Regions from separate parts of the Homo sapiens genome. Here region 2 is linked to region 1. A link is a loop called in an ENCODE intact Hi-C map of the cell type or tissue named here. Cell type or tissue: pancreas. All regions are shown on one strand. Links, peaks and the distances in the headings refer to the core of each region. The heading gives the core; the rest is flanking DNA. Region 1 overlaps GLIS2 (GLIS family zinc finger 2). Region 2 overlaps SRL (sarcalumenin).

The links. Peaks named below come from ENCODE experiments on the same cell type or tissue, not always from the same donor. Only the 100,000 strongest peaks of a DNase experiment are listed, where the experiment ranks them.
Region 2: a loop joins it to region 1, with 2.7 times the contacts of the local background. A loop is called at or near these places in 62 of 110 quality-filtered maps.

The regions. Positions count from the first base shown.
Region 1 is chr16:4,335,532-4,343,735 of GRCh38, forward strand. GLIS2 (GLIS family zinc finger 2) reads left to right here. Exons shown (of 7, transcript NM_032575.3): 7 at 1,194-4,064. The coding sequence ends at 1,993. It overlaps CORO7-PAM16 (CORO7-PAM16 readthrough), which reads right to left. Exons shown (of 31, transcript NM_001201479.2): 28 at 7,676-7,760; 29 at 5,837-5,973; 30 at 5,389-5,454; 31 at 4,720-4,874. The coding sequence ends at 4,788. It overlaps PAM16 (presequence translocase associated motor 16), which reads right to left. Exons shown (of 5, transcript NM_016069.11): 2 at 7,676-7,760; 3 at 5,837-5,973; 4 at 5,389-5,454; 5 at 4,720-4,874. The coding sequence ends at 4,788. Among named protein-coding and RNA genes, the nearest start is that of GLIS2-AS1, 11 kb to the left of the region's middle. RefSeq lists enhancers at 4,011-4,757, 4,758-5,503. In pancreas, for the core only: no CTCF peak of the experiment used is centred there; DNase peaks (open chromatin) are centred at 1,870, 2,700, 3,350, 4,600 and 4 weaker places.
Region 2 is chr16:4,203,703-4,212,081 of GRCh38, forward strand. SRL (sarcalumenin) reads right to left here. Exons shown (of 6, transcript NM_001098814.2): 2 at 831-932. Among named protein-coding and RNA genes, the nearest start is that of SRL, 34 kb to the right of the region's middle. In pancreas, for the core only: no CTCF peak of the experiment used is centred there; a DNase peak (open chromatin) is centred at 3,895.

The DNA of each region.
Region 1 (8,204 bases), core at 205-8,204:
CCCTTTTCCAATGCAGTTTGCTAGGGGAAGCATCCCCTGGGGGTCAGACCCCCACCCAGCACCTGCTCTTGGAGCACCAATGCCATTTCCTGGTTCCCGTGGGTATCTTCTGACTAATGCCACCTCTGTGATCGCAGAGGCCAGGTCGGCTTCACTCCTCACTACAGCCCAGGCCCATACCAGGACAGCTCTGGTTGTCAGAGCCACAGACATAATTTTACATTTCCTAATCGCTGCATAAAACACAGCAAAAATAAATGGGTGAAATTAATTGTAATATGGTTCGTTGACCCCGGTACATCCAACGTGTTATCAATTCATTATTAAAGACAAATCAGTGAGATATTGAAGTTCTTCATTTCATGACAAAGCCTCAAGGAGCTGATGTGTATGTTTTTTCCTGGTGTTTATTTCACCCTGGCAGCACATCTCCAGGTGGAGAGCCATGTATCAGGAGGTCAGTCACTACATGTGGCCCCCTGCTCTGGCCAGGGCAGCAGAAGATGCCTGGTGAACCTTCAGCCATTTGTTGAGTGAGGGCAGTAGCGCCCAGGCAGCACTCCCTGTGGCCAGGCCCACGCTGGGCGCCTCGTGCCAGGATGTGATCTCCAAGGCCATGGTGTCTTTTTTTTCTTGAGACAGACTCACTCTGTCACCCAGGCTGGAGTGCAGTGGCATGATCTTGGCCCACTGCAACCTCTGCCTCCCAGGTTCAAGTGATTCTCCTGCCTCAGCCTCTGAGGTAGCTGGGATTACAGGCACCTGCCACCACACCCAGCTAGTTTTCGTAGTTTTAGTAGAGACGGGGTCTCACCATGTTGGCCCTGCTGGTCTGGAACTCCTGGCCTCAAGTGATCTGCCTGCCTTGGCCTCCCAAAGTGCTGAAATTACAGGCGTGAGCCACCGGGCCCGGCCTCCAAGGCCATGTTCTGCTGCTGAAAGGCACATCCTCTGTAGCAGAGGGTGCAGGGCGAGGCTAGGCAGAGCTGGAGTCAACCAGGCTGAGTTTTCAGCCTCTGTGCCCTGCCTGGGGGCAGATCTCATGCCATGTGCTGGGGATGCCCCCTGCCCCCAGAATTGGGGCATCTATGTTCCCAGGGAGTGCTTGGCCCGGGGAAATGTTGAGTGCATGGGGTGAGACCCAGGAAGGGGAGAGACCCCTCATGGCGGCACTGCACTGCACCACCCTGCAGGTGAGAAGCCCTACGTCTGCCCCTACGAGGGCTGCAACAAGCGCTATTCCAACTCCAGTGACCGCTTTAAGCACACGCGCACCCACTATGTGGACAAGCCCTACTACTGCAAGATGCCCGGCTGCCACAAGCGCTACACGGACCCCAGCTCACTGCGCAAGCACATCAAGGCCCATGGCCACTTTGTGTCCCACGAGCAGCAAGAGCTCCTGCAGCTGCGCCCACCCCCCAAGCCGCCACTGCCCGCCCCCGACGGCGGCCCCTATGTCAGTGGGGCCCAGATCATCATCCCCAACCCAGCTGCCCTCTTTGGAGGCCCTGGCCTGCCCGGCTTACCCCTACCCCTGGCCCCCGGCCCCCTTGACCTCAGTGCCCTGGCCTGTGGCAACGGTGGGGGCAGTGGGGGTGGGGGGGGCATGGGCCCTGGGCTGCCAGGCCCCGTCCTGCCTCTCAATCTGGCCAAGAACCCGCTGCTGCCCTCGCCCTTTGGGGCTGGCGGACTGGGCTTGCCTGTGGTCTCCCTCCTTGCTGGCGCAGCTGGTGGCAAGGCCGAGGGGGAGAAGGGGCGTGGGTCGGTGCCCACCAGGGCCCTGGGCATGGAGGGCCACAAGACGCCCCTTGAAAGGACGGAGAGCAGCTGCTCCCGGCCAAGCCCCGATGGACTCCCCCTGCTGCCAGGCACCGTGCTGGACCTGTCCACGGGCGTCAACTCAGCTGCCAGCAGCCCAGAGGCGTTGGCCCCTGGCTGGGTGGTCATCCCGCCGGGCTCGGTGCTGCTCAAACCGGCTGTGGTGAACTGAGCCCATCCTGCGGACAGTTGTGGTGCCCCCCCGGCAGCTCCCGGCACTGCCCCCGACGAACGGAAACTCTTCTGTGAAATAGCAATAATGTCCTACTGCCCGGGCAGCCCCAGCCCAGCCCGCCGGGAGCAAGGATGGTGCTAGGTCATTCATGGCTGGCCTCCCAGCCCCCGGGTGGGGACCTGGCCTGTCATGCAGGGAGAGCTGTGCTCCTGGGTGCTGAAGCCTCGCTCCTGTCTGTCCCCCACCACCTGGCCCTCAGCTTCTGAGAGGCTTTCCCCTGCCCGACCTCCTCCCGTTTCCCTCTCCCACCCTGGCACCTCCCTCACCTAGTGACCACCCATGGCAAGTTGCCCTCTCCCAGCAGAGGGGGTGGGTGGGGTGGCATCTGCCCTCCCTGCTAGCACCAGGCTCCCCCTTCCTGAGAGGAGCCCCCAGGGACCAGAGGCCTGCCCTTCCCTCCTAGGCTTACCCAGCCCCTGCCCTGGGGGCTCCTTGGACCCCTTTCCCTCTGACCCTGCCTCCAGAGGGAAAGCAAGACAGATGCAGGCCCCTGCAAAGCCCCAGGTAGAAGCATGCCCCCCAGGACAAGGCGCCTCCCACTAGTTAGGAGGAGGCCCGCTCTGCAGCCGCCGTCCTCACCCCAGGCCAGGCCTGCAGTACCAGACGGGATAGCTGGCCACTCCACCCCTGCACCCCAGGGTCTCCTCCCTCTACCTTTTGGGGCACCCTGGGAGCGTGGGAAGCAGGTCCGAGGGCCCCTGAGCTGGCAAGGGGAGGTGCCAGGCCAGCTGTGGTGCCAAGATACTGAGTGACCTGGGCCCTGGCTCAGGGAGCATGTGGGGCCAGGCCCAGCGCCCCGTCTTCCTCCTTCTACCCCCGCTGGGCCTGGCCTGGGCAGCGCCCCCTGCAGAGGCCTTTGGGTCCTTGGTCCTGTAACAGGAAGGGGGAGGCTGGCTGGGGACGACCGACCACAGGCTGGGACACAGCTCCTGGTCTGGGGGCTCCAAGTGACAGCATGCAGGGGAGGGGGCTCCCAGTCAGTGCTGTGTTGGGAGCTTTCTGGAGGCTGTGGACTGAAGGCCTTGAGGGAAGCAGTGGCTGGAGGAGGGTGCTGGACCCATGACACGTTGCTTCCTCTGGCTTTTCCCTGCTGGGCCGCTTTCTCAGAGGCACTTCCCCACCCCTAACACCCAGTGGGCCCCCCCAGGTTCTGTGCCACTCAGAGGGACCCTGGCAGGGGCCAGAACCACTTAAGGGTGGTGCTGGAGGGCCTTGTGCCCCAGTCCCATCCCAGGACGCCCTGAGGGATGGACGCAGCCATGCACCCCCCATCTGGGGCCTCTCCCTGCTCCCTCTCCCACCTGGCAGCTGGGAGTTCTGGCTTCTAGGCCTGCCCTGTCACCAGGCCTCTGAGTGGCCAGGCCCTTCCACCTCCCCATCTGTAAAACGAGGCAGCTGCCCGGACAGCCTTGGGGTCCTTAGTGGCCCTGCAGGTCCTCTGGCAGCTCTGCTGACCCCACCCTCTCCCGGACTGCCCTTCTGTCCCAGAGGGGTCACCCTGACCCGGCCCACCTTGCCACTGGGCTTTGGACTCCAGCCCTGACAGGGCCCAGCCACACTGGCTCTGCCCCTCGAAGGGGCTATGAGCAAGGTAGGAGGGAGCTGGTCTCCTTTCTTCGGGCCCCACCCAGGCCCTGAGCACCCCCCACCCCTGTGAGGGCCCCAGGCCTTAAGTCCCTGGCGGGGTCATGGGTTTGCGACTTGAGCAGAGCGGAGGAACAGGGCACTGGAAGGCCGACGAGCTCAGCATGCGACTCGGTGACGGACCAGGCTCGGCAGGGCCGGTGTACTTTTTGTGGTTGTCATTGGTGTGTTGTTGCACATTCCAGGACGTCAGTATTTTAACAGGTTCTAAGTGCCTTTCTATCGTAGCTTATGTTTTCCTCCTCTTGGCTCCATTGCTGTTAGCATAGAGTTTTAAAAAAAGAGATAAGCTAATGACTATAACAATATATTCCTCCATGGGAGAGGAAGTTTATAAAGAAACAATAAAAGTGAGTTGCAAAGATGGCTTGTATGTCGTGGATGTGCCAGGAACCCGGCCCTGACATGAGGCCACCACTGCCCTGAGCCCCTGCAGGCCTGATCCGGGCTTTCTCCCCGACCCTGCAGGTGCCCCTCCCTCTCAATCTGCCGCTTAGAGCAGGAACTGGAAGGTTGGGAAGGAGGTAGGTGCTGAGGGCGCACAGGTGACAGGAACTGAGACAGAAGATTCCAGGCGGAGCATCCCAAGGTCCAAGTCCTCAGCCCACTACTGCCCGCTGCGGCTTTGGAGAGTGGTGGGCAAAGGCCCTTCTCCCCCCAGCCACATTCTGGGGTACTGTGCCCAGATTACTGAGGTGCTAGGTTCAAACCTGCCCCAGGGACAGGGTGGCTGCCGACAAGAGCTCTGGGGCCAGGAGACCGCCACCCCGTGGGAGGGGCAGGGGCGCTATGGGAGGGAGCCTCACCCTGGCACGGGTGCTGTGGAAGCAGGAGCGGCTGCATCCTGTACGTGACAGGACTCAGCTGGAGCCCACTGGCTGGCTGCCCGCCAACCTTACCCAGCCCGGCCCTTCTGGGCTGTTAAAGGCTGCTGCCTCCCCATCTCCAGCACCCACAGCCCTGCAACCGGCAGGAGGAGCAACCTGCCTTCTGGAATCTGGACACATGCAAACGAGAAATGCAGAAAAGAAATTTATTACCAAGCTATAAATTAGAGGCGGCGGGGTGGGCGGGGGGAGCCGAGCAGTCACGTATGGGGCATCTGCCCTTTTTCTCTGTCCTCCTGGGCCTGGATTTTGAGTTCCTCATCCAGGCGCTCCTTTGCGCGGACCACCTAGTGGGTCACGGATAATCAGGCCGGGAGGCCAAGCCTCCGCCCCATACCCCTTGCCCACATGGGATGGCCTATTCCCATCAGCCCAGGTCCATTTTTTGAAGGGCAGTGGGTGGATACCAATGCTTCCTTCAGTGGCACCCCAGGGTCGGGGTGGCCTGGGGAGACAGAGCTGGGCTGCAGGGCCCAGCGCATGCTGTGACCTCTGTGAGCTGAGAGCTGTTTCTAGCACCCCACCCACGGGGGCTCCTGCTCCTTCGAAGTCCCAGCTGCTGGGAGGGAGGGCTCTATCTGGGGTGACACAGCCTGAGTGGCTGGACCCCGCAAAGCTGAAGCAGTCAGAGGGGTGGCAGTTCAGGGGGCCTCCCTGAGGCTGGGGCACCATGGGAAAGCCTGGCACAGTTTTCTGTGTGCCAAGCCCTTAGCTGGCCAGCTCCCCCAACTAGGAATTGAGCCCCAGGTGAGAAGAAGGGGTCCCATGACTTCATTCCTCCCAGAATCAAAGACCACTCACCTTTGACTGCAGGTAGAAGGAGCCACCCACGGATTTATCATTCACCTTAAATAAGTGTTCATAGTTCTGCAGAGGAGAGGGGACGGGTGAGAGGGCTGCAGACTGCAGGCAAGAGATGTTGGGCAGGCTATGTGGGGCCACGTGAGAGAGGCAACAGGACTCCTCTCCACCCTGTGTGCCACACCCAGCTGTTGTGGCCACTGAGAGGCAGAGATGGGGACGGGTACCCTGGAGGGCAACTGAGCTGCTACTGGAAGGCACTCTTTGTCTCTAGACTGTCCTGCCTCAGGCCTAAAACTTCACGAGCAACAGTGGCTCCCGAAAGTTGGAGTCCGAGCTGGGTGCAGCTGCAGCCTCCACATCGGACCTCCCTGGCCAGGCCTCCCTTCACTCTTCCCACCCTGGCAGCCTCTCCCTCTCAAACTTTGGGGTGGCCCAGTGGCCTCACCTTCTGGACCTCCTCAGGGCTCAGCTTGGACACGTTGAGAATCTGCTGTGCCTCCTGGAGGCTGAGGCCGGAGAGGTTGGAAGCGGCTGCAGACCGGTGTCCAGCGCGTCCTCGGGCATCAGCTGCGGCCCGGCTGGCTGTGTGGACATGTGGGTGATCGCTCAGTCCTCAGCAGCCCACACTTCACCCTGGGCCTTCCGAGTTGGTGGCTCACCCCTGCCACCAGCACAGGATGAGAGACACAGGGACAGGTGGCTAGGAGCTGCCTCTTCTCCAGGAGTGGTTTCCTTTTTAGGGGGTAGAGGCTGGGAAAGTGAGGACAGACGTGCCTCACTGGAGGGTAAGGGCAGGATCTGACCGCTAATCCTGGCTCCTGGTCCCCAACCTAGACCATGAGATGACCCTGTCCCCCAACCCCCATATCCCAGGGGAACAGCAAATTGGGGAGCTTTAGGCTACGATGGAGACTGTATAGTGGGGCTGCGGGCATGAGAGGGCTCTGCAGGGGCCCAGCTGCCCACCTGTCACCTAGACCACCAAAGCCACTGCCTTGGGTGACCTCTCCCCTTTCAGTGACCCCAGAACCTAGAATCAGGAGCTGCTAAACTTTTCCTAAAGGCTCAGAGAGTAGCTATTTTAGGCTTTGCGGGCTAATGAGCCTACACTGGAACCATTCAACTCTGCCTTGAAAGCAGCCTGTCGGCCGGGCACAGTGGCTCACGCCTGTAATCCCAGCACTTTGGGAGGCCAAGGAGGGCAGATCACGAGGTCAAGAGATCGAGACCATCCTGGCCAAAATGATGAAAACCTGTAAAATACAAAATTACTAAAAATACAAAAATCAGCTGGGTGTGGTGGCACATGCCTGTAGTCCCAGCTACTGGAGAGGCTGAGGCAGGAGCATTGCTTGAACCCGGGAGGCAGAGGTTGCAGTGAGCCAAGATCGCACCATTGCACTCCAGCCTGGGCAACACAGTGAGACTCCGTCTCAAAAGAAAACAAAAGGGCTGGGTGCGGTGGCTCACGCCTGTAATCCCAGTACTTCAGGAGGCCGAGGTGGGCATATCACGTGAGGTTGGGAGTTCAAGACCAGCCTGACCAACACGGAGAAACCCCGTCTCTACTAAAAATACAAAATTAGCCGGGCATGGTGGCGCATGCCTGTAGTCCCAGCTACTCAGGAGGCTGAGGCAGAAGAATTGCTTGAACCCGGGAGGCAGAGGTTGCAGTGAGCCAAGATCGCACTATTGCACTCCAGCCTGGGCAACAAGAGCGAAAACTCCGTCTCAAAAAAAAAAGATTTATTTACAAAACCAGGGCCGGGCGCTGTGGCTCACACCTGTAATCCCAGCACTTTGAGGCAGGCGGATCACCTGAAGTCAGGCGTTCCAGACCAGCATGGCCAACATAGTGAAACCCCGTCTCTACTAAAAATACAAAAATTAGCCTGGTATGGTGTCGGGTGCTTGTATTCCCAGCTACTCAGGAGGCTGAGGGAGGAGAATCACTTGAACCAGGAGGCAGAGGTTGCAGTGAGCCAAGATTGCCCCACTGCATTCCAGCCTGGGCGACAGAGTGAGACTCCATCTCCAAAAAAAGAAAAAACAAGTTTACAAAATCAGGTATCCAGATGGGCCAGTGTGCCAGCTCCTGCCCTGGATGCTCTTGCTAACCAGGTACCACTGAAGAATGCCCCGGTCTGGCATCACCCCCCACCATGGGAAGTGCCTCAGGCCACGCACACTTCAGAACCGCCAGGCCTGAGGTGCCCATGGCTACGGGGAAAATCTGACCTGGAGAGGAACTCCCAGCCCACAGGGGAGACGGACCCATGCTTACCTGCAAACTCCTGCCGCAAGGCCCGTGCAAAGGCCCTGCCCACCACCTGCACGCCCATCACAATGATCTGGGCCAGGTACTTGGCCTGTGGGCAAAGCAGGCACCCGGTTAGCAGGCCACTCCCTGTGGGCCCACAGAGATGGGCCCTGGAAACGGCTGCCGAGGGGCAAGGCTCCCGGAGACCCGAGGTCATGAAGCACAGAGCTGCAGCCCCAGGCCAACCCCTCCAAAGCACCCTGAATGAAAGCTTCCATGGTGGGTGGCTTAGTTACTCACTGGACAGGCAGGCAGGCGGGTGAACTTGACCGAGCTCCCAGAGGCAGACTGGCCCCACCTCATCCTTCAGGAAAGGCGTAGAGGAGCAAGGCAAAGTGGCTGCAACCACCGGCTTCAGGAAGAAACACTGTGGTCTGGGAGCCAGAACACAGGGACAGCCCTGGACCTGGCAGTAACTCACTCTCGACCCTGGGGCCGACCATCACTCTTCCTGAGTTTCTGAGATCATCAGGCCCAACCTTTACTTTACCAA
Region 2 (8,379 bases), core at 98-8,097, 130 kb before region 1:
AAAACCTCTCTCCTCCTTCCTCACCTCAGTAGTGTGTCTGAAACCTTGTCTCGGCCTGCTGCCTCACTGCAAGCCCTTTCTTTGGTGGATGAGAATTCCATCTCTGTTGCCCACCTCTGTGTGTGCTCCCTGAGGCTTAGAAGGCAAAGAGGCCCAGCACCCAGCAGGCGCGCAGAACAGCACCCTGGCCCTGGCGTTGGCCTGTCAGTGTACTCCCAGACACTCCCCGGAGGGGTGGGGTCAGATAACCCAGGTGGCCTCTTTCTAAGAGTTAGCTCCCTGCTGGGAGCCCACAGTGGGAAGGCCTATGGGGTGACGAGTCAGGCTAGCGAGACTCTACCCCTCGATCCGCCACCCTCTAGCCGTGGGCCAGGAGCAAATCGCTGCTAGCCTGAGCTCCAGTTAGGTGGCTCATTGATTAAGAGGAGACAAGCCCTGCTGCAATCCTTGGGTTTCAAAGATAAAATGAAACAGCACACATGAAACGGCTTTATAAACTAAAAATCACAGCGAGGGAGATGGCATCAGCACAGCATGGGGCTGCACTGGCTTCGCCCACACCAGGCCGTCTACTTGGATGGCCCTTCCTCCTCTGTGCCCACCTGGAACCCCAAGGCTTGGACCTTGCTCACAGAGCCTCCTCCACGAAGCCTCCCACCTTCAGGGCTCTCCTCTTCCCCAACGTCCCCTCCAGCCTCCAAGATAGATACAGCCCCGGCCTCCAAGATACAGCCCCGGCACGCCCTGGCTCTCAGGAGCCTCCAGGAGTCTGCCCGGGCCCTGGTGGCCGGGCTCTCCCAGCCCTGGGCATATCTCCCTCCCCTGGTTACCAGAGTAGTCATCGGATGGCTTGTCCTCATTCAGCATGAGGGTCTTCTCGATGTGGGAGCGGTCCCTCAATGGGGCTTCTTCATTTGCATCCTCCGTCTCTTCTGTGGAGAGAAGCAGACAGCCAAGTGAGAGCAAAGCTAACAGCCAGCTGAGCTCTGGGCCCCGGCACAGCAGACGAGGGCTGGGCCTCAAGCAGGGGCTCAACAGGGTCTTGCCAAGTTACACTGGACTGAGCTCTGCCTTTAGGAAGGAATTTGATCATCCAGACTCTATGAAGTTCCATGTGTAGTGTATTCGCATTCGGGGAGCTGGTCCACAGCTCAACCTGCAGAAACCTTCTTATCTATTTATTTCATATATTCAACAAATATGCATTGAACACCTTCGCCACGCCAGGCACTGAGCATCATGCTGGGAATACAGTGGTGCCCAAAACAGGCACAACTCCTTAGGCAGCTGCTCTTAGTCCAGTGGAGTCAGAGATGATAGTCTTTAAAGTAACGCTAGGGCCGAGTGCAGTGGCTCACACCTGTAATCCTAGCACTTTAGGAGGTCCAGATGGGAGGATCACTGGAGCCCAAAAGTTGGAGACCAGCCTAGGCAACATAGCAAGACCCCATCTCTACCAAAAAAAAACTTTCCAAGGAGTGGTGCACACCCATAGTCTCAGCTCAGGAAGCTGAGACAGGAGGATTCTCTCAGCTCAGGAGGTCAAGGCTGCAGTGAGCCATGACCACCCCACTGCACTCCAGCCTAGGTCACACAGCAAGACCCTATCTTAAAAAATTAAAACATCAAACATCTCAGGAGGCTTTAGGGCTAGGTAGGAGAATGCCTTTTGGCTTGAACCCCAGCCTGGGCAAAAGAGGGAGACCCTGTCTCAAAAACAATAAAAATAATTAATAAAATGTAATCATTACAGATGATGAGGTGGCCACAGAAGGAAACATTCTGAAAGCTAAGTGCGGCTCAGGAGTGTGCCTGCACCAGTGGTCTCAGCAGCACGGTCAGAGAAGGCCTCCCCAGGTCTCTGCTGGGGGGAGTGAGTTAGGTGACCAGTGGAGAGAAGCGTTCTGCAAAAGCCCCAGACGAGCCTTATTTAGCAAGAAGCAGGAGAAGGGGTGTCTGGCTGCAGCTGGGGAGGCCTGGGTGCTGGGGAGCTGCTGAGGTCCTCAGGGCTGACCGGGCAGGACCTTCCACAGGGCTTTGGGTTTCATCCCAAGAGCAATGGGAGCCAGTGAGGGGCTCTAGGCAGGCAGCCTAGCGTGATAGTGCATGCCTGTAGTCCCAGCTACTCAGGAGGCTGAGGTGGGAGGATCGCTTGAGCACTTGAGCTCAGGAGTTAGAAGCTGCAGTGAGCTATGACTGCACGACTGCAGCCCAGCCTGGGTGACAGAGTGAGACCTTGTCTCAAAAAAAAAAAAGTATGTAAATTAATTCTTCAACGAAGCCTGTGGGGAAGCCATCTTGGAGAGTGAAGACTTGACCTCGACCTCTACCCTGAAAGCCCCACTCCTGGTCTAAGTCCATGTACTAAGCAGATGCAGCCATGAAGGTGCCTGACCGACCCTCGTATTGGCTGCAATTCTCACACTGCCCGAGAGCTTAGCCCGGCCCTTCCCCCTCTGCTCCTGGCCCCGAGCCCTTTGAGGGCAGCTTTGGCTGCTTTAGGTGGGCACTTGAGAGTCAACAGCGGTCACAGCCTGAGTTCTCATCTCATGATCCTGACCCCTCAGTCCTGGTTCTGCAATGCTTCCTACAGCCTAGTCTTCAAGGGGAGACCCCAGTCCTAGCCCACTAAGGGAATCACCAGGGAAGTTCCCAACCCACCCCCATCCATTCCCTGCACGTCCCTCCACCCGCTGGCCCCGGGGCACCAATCATTCCATTAGCTCGCTGCTCCTTTAGGCTGAGGCACTGGCATGGGCTACGGCGCATCAGGGACCCTAAGGGGAGGTTCTGGGGCCCCTGACTCGGAAGTACCAGGGCCCCTCTGACCCCTCTCACTGGCCCCTCCAAGCTGGAGGCCAGTGGCCAATGCACAGCCTGAAGCCACCTCCCCGGGCCGGGACTGTGAAAAGGGCCTGCCACCCTCTGCCACCTTCTGTCCCTGCCTGTCCCCTACACACAAGACTTCCAGGGAGAATGCAGCTGCCCAAGGGACGGGGTTGCTGTTAGGGAATTAATTCCTACCCTGGGCAACAATGATGGGACTCTCCCTCCCCCTGATGTCCCTCCTCGGGCTCCTCTGCCTTCATATCCAGGGTCTCACTGCCCATGGACTCTGTATTCAATTCCTCCGGGCCAGGCTGGGCCCCTCTGTCCCTGTGACTTGTGGTTCCTGTGGCTTCCGGAAGCTCTGCACCTTCCTGGGGTTCCCTGGCTTCCTGGGGCTCCCTGGCTTCCTGGGGATCCCCACCTTCCTGGGGCTCCCCGCCTTCCTGTGGCGCTCCACCTTCCTGGGGCTCCTCGGCTTCCTGGGGATCCCCGCCTTCCTGGGACTCCTCGGCTTCCTGCAGATCCCCGCCTTCCTGGGGCTCCCTGGCTTCCTGGGGCTCCCCAGCCTCCTGGGGCTCCGTGGCCTCCTCGGAGGCGCCCTCTGCTTCTTCTGAGCTAGCCCCATCGCCGCTGTCCTCTTCGGACTCCTCTTCGGAGGGAACTCCTCCTTCTTCCTCGCTTCCACTTCCATCACCACTTTCCTCTTCAGAGGAGGCTTCATCTGCGTCCTCCTCAGTCATCTCTGGGGACTGGTTCTCCTCAGTGTCCCCTGCCTTAACGCTTTGGGCGCCCCCAGGCTCTGCACTGGCCTCTGCAGCTGGGCCGGGCTCCCCCTGGTCCTCGGTGCCCTCACTGGCTTGTGTGTCAATATCTGGCTCCGACTCTCCCCCAACAGCCGCGACGTCAGGGGCTCCCTCTGGCACTGCAGGCTCCTCGCCAGGCCCAGGGCTGCCCTCGGCCTCTGCGTTCAGTGGGCCGACCCCATCACCCTCTGAGTGAGGAGAGGCCCCCTCTGCCTTTGGCTCTGCTGTCCCTGCTACTGCTCCCTGCACCAGGCTGTCCCCTTGGACCTCCTGGACTTCCTCGGGGAGTTCATGGCCCCCAGCCTGTCCTCCTGCCTCTCCACTGGCAGTTCCCTCCGTGGGGAGCCCAAACCCAGTCTCCTCCTCTCCTTGTCCCTCTCCAGAACTGGGCTCCGGCCACTCCTCTTCCACAGGCCCCTTGGCCCCTCCTGGAGGGAGGGCGCTTGCCACTGGTGGGCCATTCTTTTCCTCCCCAGGCCCCGCAGCGTCCCTGTCGTCCCTTTCCCCAGGTGGAGGTGACTCTGTGGCTGAGGCATTGGAGAGGCTGGCTTCAGGATCGGGGCCCGCGCTGGCGGCAGACGCGGGGGTCTTCTTGGGGCTCTCGGCCTCCCTGCCATCTGGGTAGTGAAGGAGCAGTTTCTTGTCTTGAGGGGCTGTGTCTGCATAAAGCGCCCTTTCTTTCTCCTCTAGACTTGCGTCTCCAGCAGAGAAATGATTCTCCAACAAATTGCCAACATCTTCTGTGCCACCCGACGCGGAGACTTGCAGTTCTAAATGATTAGAACATGATTGGTCAGTTTCACAGGGTTGGCACCGGCTCTGTTTCTCAAGAGTCTATAATAACCTAGCTCCCGTCTTCTGGGATGTGGTGTTGGCCTGGTGTGCAGTGTTACGCCCACCAACCTGGGTCTTCAGGACTACCTCGTGCGTAGCGAGCAGAATAGGTGTTATTCTGCCTCCCTCCCAAGATGTAGAAGCTGTGGATCAGGGAGTTAAAGGACTGACCCGTTGTCCATCACTAACGAAGTGAGCAGCTGTGCTAACCCGAGAACCGCCCCCGCACCGCGACCCTGGCCCTGACCTTCAAGCTTCCGGGCTTGGTCCTGATGACTGTATATGGAGGGAAAGTTGGGCGAGCCCTTCCAGTCCCTCAACCTTGCTCACGGGCGTGTGCAGCTGGGCTCAACCTTGGAGATGCTTCCAAGAAGGGACAAATGCTTGTGCATCCCACCTCATGGCAGTTCCTACTGTCATTAACCAGCAGGCTTTTAATACTGCTCTCAGCGAAGGAGTGAAAACAGGTGTTTGCAGGCCGGATAATCTTAGGTTACACAGCACGGTGCTTAAGGGATTACTTGTGGCTCTCAACCTTATTAAGTCACACATCTAACCCTGTCCCAGTAAGGGCAGGCATTTGCTGGCCCCCCTACCTTAGATTAGAGGGTACATGGCCTGAGGAGGAGATATCTAAAACAGGCCGGGCCTGGCTTCCCAAAGGCTCTGGCCAACCCCTTCCAAGGGGATCCCCTTGTAAGGGACTGCAGCTTAACCCAGAGAGCAGAGGGCCCAGGAAGAGAGAAGAGTAGGGGCCTCATCTGTGCCAGAGACCTCTGTCAAGGATCAAGTTTAATATGTTTGGAAAATGGGGTCAGAAAAGGCTAAGTGTGGTGGCTCATGCCTGTAATCCCAGCACTTTGGGAGGTCGAGATAGGCAGATCACCTGAGGTTGGGAGTTTGAGACCAGCCTGGCCAACATGGTGAAACCCCATCTCTACTAAAAATATGAAAAATTAGCTGGGTGTGGTGACACACACCTGTAATCCCGGCTACTCAGGAGGCTGAGGCTGGAGAATGACTTGAACCGGGAGGTGGAGGTTGCAGTGAGCCGAGATCGCGCCACTGCACTCCAGGCTGGGCGACAGAGTGAGACTCCATCTCAAAAAAAAAAAGAAAAAAGAAAATGGGGCCCATTAGGCCCACCCCTCTGCCCCCTGCCCCCAGGCTAGGGTCTGTTTATGGGGGACATTGCAGGCTCATGGAGATGAGGGGACCACAGGTGTCCTGCCTTGGAGCAGCTGAGGCAGCCTCTGTTCTTCCTTGACTCTCAAGGCCCCTCTCCGAGGAAGAGTACCCCACCTATCTGCTGGATGCAGACAACCCCCCTCTCTCAGGCCACCACTTGCTACTCCCATCTCTCCCTCCCACAAAGAAAAGCCACTTCTTGGAGTACCCCTTCTCCCTCAGGGTACCCACCCTTGTTCCCCAAAAGCTGGGTGGCCTCCAGGGATCAGGAGCAAATATTTTCTCATTAGTTCCCATAGACAGCTAGCCTGTTGTCGAACTCAGAAAGATGTGAAGCTTGGTGCCTTTTATTATAGAGGAGCCCCGTGGATTGAAATATACAACTTTTCCCCCAGCACTTTCATATGCATGGCCATTTAACCTTCTTTACGACTGTCAGAGAGATTTCAGAGCTGAATAAGTGAAAGTCCAGAGATCTTTGCCCTGCCCTAGATACATCACCACTAGGTAGTTAATGGGTGACCGGAACCCAGAACTGCCCAGTCCCTGTCCAGGCTTCCATGCCATGCTGTGCTTAGCAGGGCACAGGGGACCCCTTCCTGCTGGAATCTCAGCTCCTGCCTGCACGTGCCTTCTCTTCAGGCTCAAGCTCCGTACTGGTCCTGGCTCCTGATTTGCAGGAATCCAATTTAATTCTGTGTTCCCAGGGCCTGGCACCCTGCCTGACCCACAGAAAGTGCTGGAAGAGGTCCGCGGTCAGATTGGGGTACCAAAACGAATTCCTGGTCCCTTAGTGGGGGACAGGACAGGGAGCTGACTGTTGCTCAGTTTAATCTCCTTTCATCACCACCTACATACCTGTAAGTCCTGACTCCTTCACCTACATCTCTATCTCTCCACCTTCCACCCCTGCAGAAAAATCTATGGTGGGAATTTGGTTTAATCAGAAGAGACTGAATGTCCTCTGAACAGCAGGATACGTATAATGTATATGACATACATCTGTATGTACATATCTGAGATACAGCCTGCCAGGCAATGCTTAAGCACTTTATATATAAAACAGTATCTTCATCATACTGAATTTTCTTAATCTTACTTGTTTTGGTAAAATGAGTATTACTCATATCTTTTTTTTTTTTTTTTTTTTTGAGACAAGGTCTCACTCTGTCACCCAGGCTGGAGTGCAGTGAACGCGATCTCGGTTCACTGTAATCTCCACCTCCCGGGTTCAAGCGATTCTTCTGCCTCAGCCTCCCGAGTAGCTGGAATTACAGGCGCATGCTAAGTTAATTTTTGTATTTTTAATAGAGACAGGGTTTCACCATGTTGGCTAGGCTGGTCTTGAACTCCTGATCTCAAGGGATCCACCCACCTCAGCCTCTCAAAGTGCTGGGATTACAGGCATGAGCCACCACACCCAGCCTCATATCTCTATTTTTACAGATGAGAAGTCTGGAACCAGAGACATTGAGGCCCTTGTTGAATGTCACACAGCTAATAACTGGCTTGGGCCATGTGACTTCAGAGCCACAGTATCCCCCGGGAGCCTGTTAGAGACGCAGACTTTTAAGCCCCAGCCTGGACCCATTGAATCAGAATCTGCATTTTAACAAAATGGCCAGGTGATTCCTGTGCACATTACAGTCTGAGAAGCGCTGGGCTACACTGCCTCACAAACTGCCCCTCAGCCAGCGACTCTCAGCATTGGCTGCATATTGAAATCACCTGCTTCTTGGTCCCATGCTTCCCTTTCTCTGCAGTTTTGATTTAAATAATCCAGGGTATAGCACCAGCATCATGATTAAAAAAAAAAAAAGTTCTTAGGTAACACACAAAGTTGCAAACCACTGCAACTACCAAATCAAATAATCTTGACCCCCAGGCTTCAGCTCCCAGGCCCTCCCTACTCGCAGGCCCACCCCACTAAGGATCCCCATTGTGGGCTCCCACGTTGGGGGGGGTCTCCTAGGGCCTGGCATTTGCCTTTGGAACAGCAGTAGTTAAGGCTTCTCCTCTGGGAATCCAGCCCTTTCCATGGGCTCCTGTTGTCCTTCAATGATGATGGTGATGACCGTGCCGATGATGAGGATCGTGATGATGATGATGATGGTGATGATGGTGATGGTGATGACCATGCTAATGATGAGGATCGTGATGATGATGATGGTGATGATGATGGTGATGACCGTGCCGATGATGAGGATCGTGATGATGATGATGATGGTGATGATGGTGATGGTGATGACCGTGCCGATGATGAGGGTCGTGATGATGATGATGATGGTGATGATGATGGTGATGACCGTGCCGATGATGAGGATCGTGATGATGATGATGATGGTGATGATGGTGATGGTGATGACCGTGCCGATGATGAGGATCGTGATGATGATGATGATGGTGATGATGATGGTGGTGACTATGCTGATGATGAGGATCGTGATGATGATGATGATGGCAGCAATGGTGGTGATGATGATGATGGTGATGACGACGATGACGACGATGGTGATGATGGTGAGAGTGATGATGACAATGATGATGAGAATGATAGTGGTGATAATGATACTGAGTTGAATGAACTCTAGGTCTGATGTCCTATAACATTTCTGACAGTCTCAAAAGCCGTTTTCCCTGGTAAAGGTGAGAGGGCCACACAGTCCCAAGGGGGATGAAAGTTCCAAATGTTGGAGGTTCACCGTGACCATGACCTTCACACTGC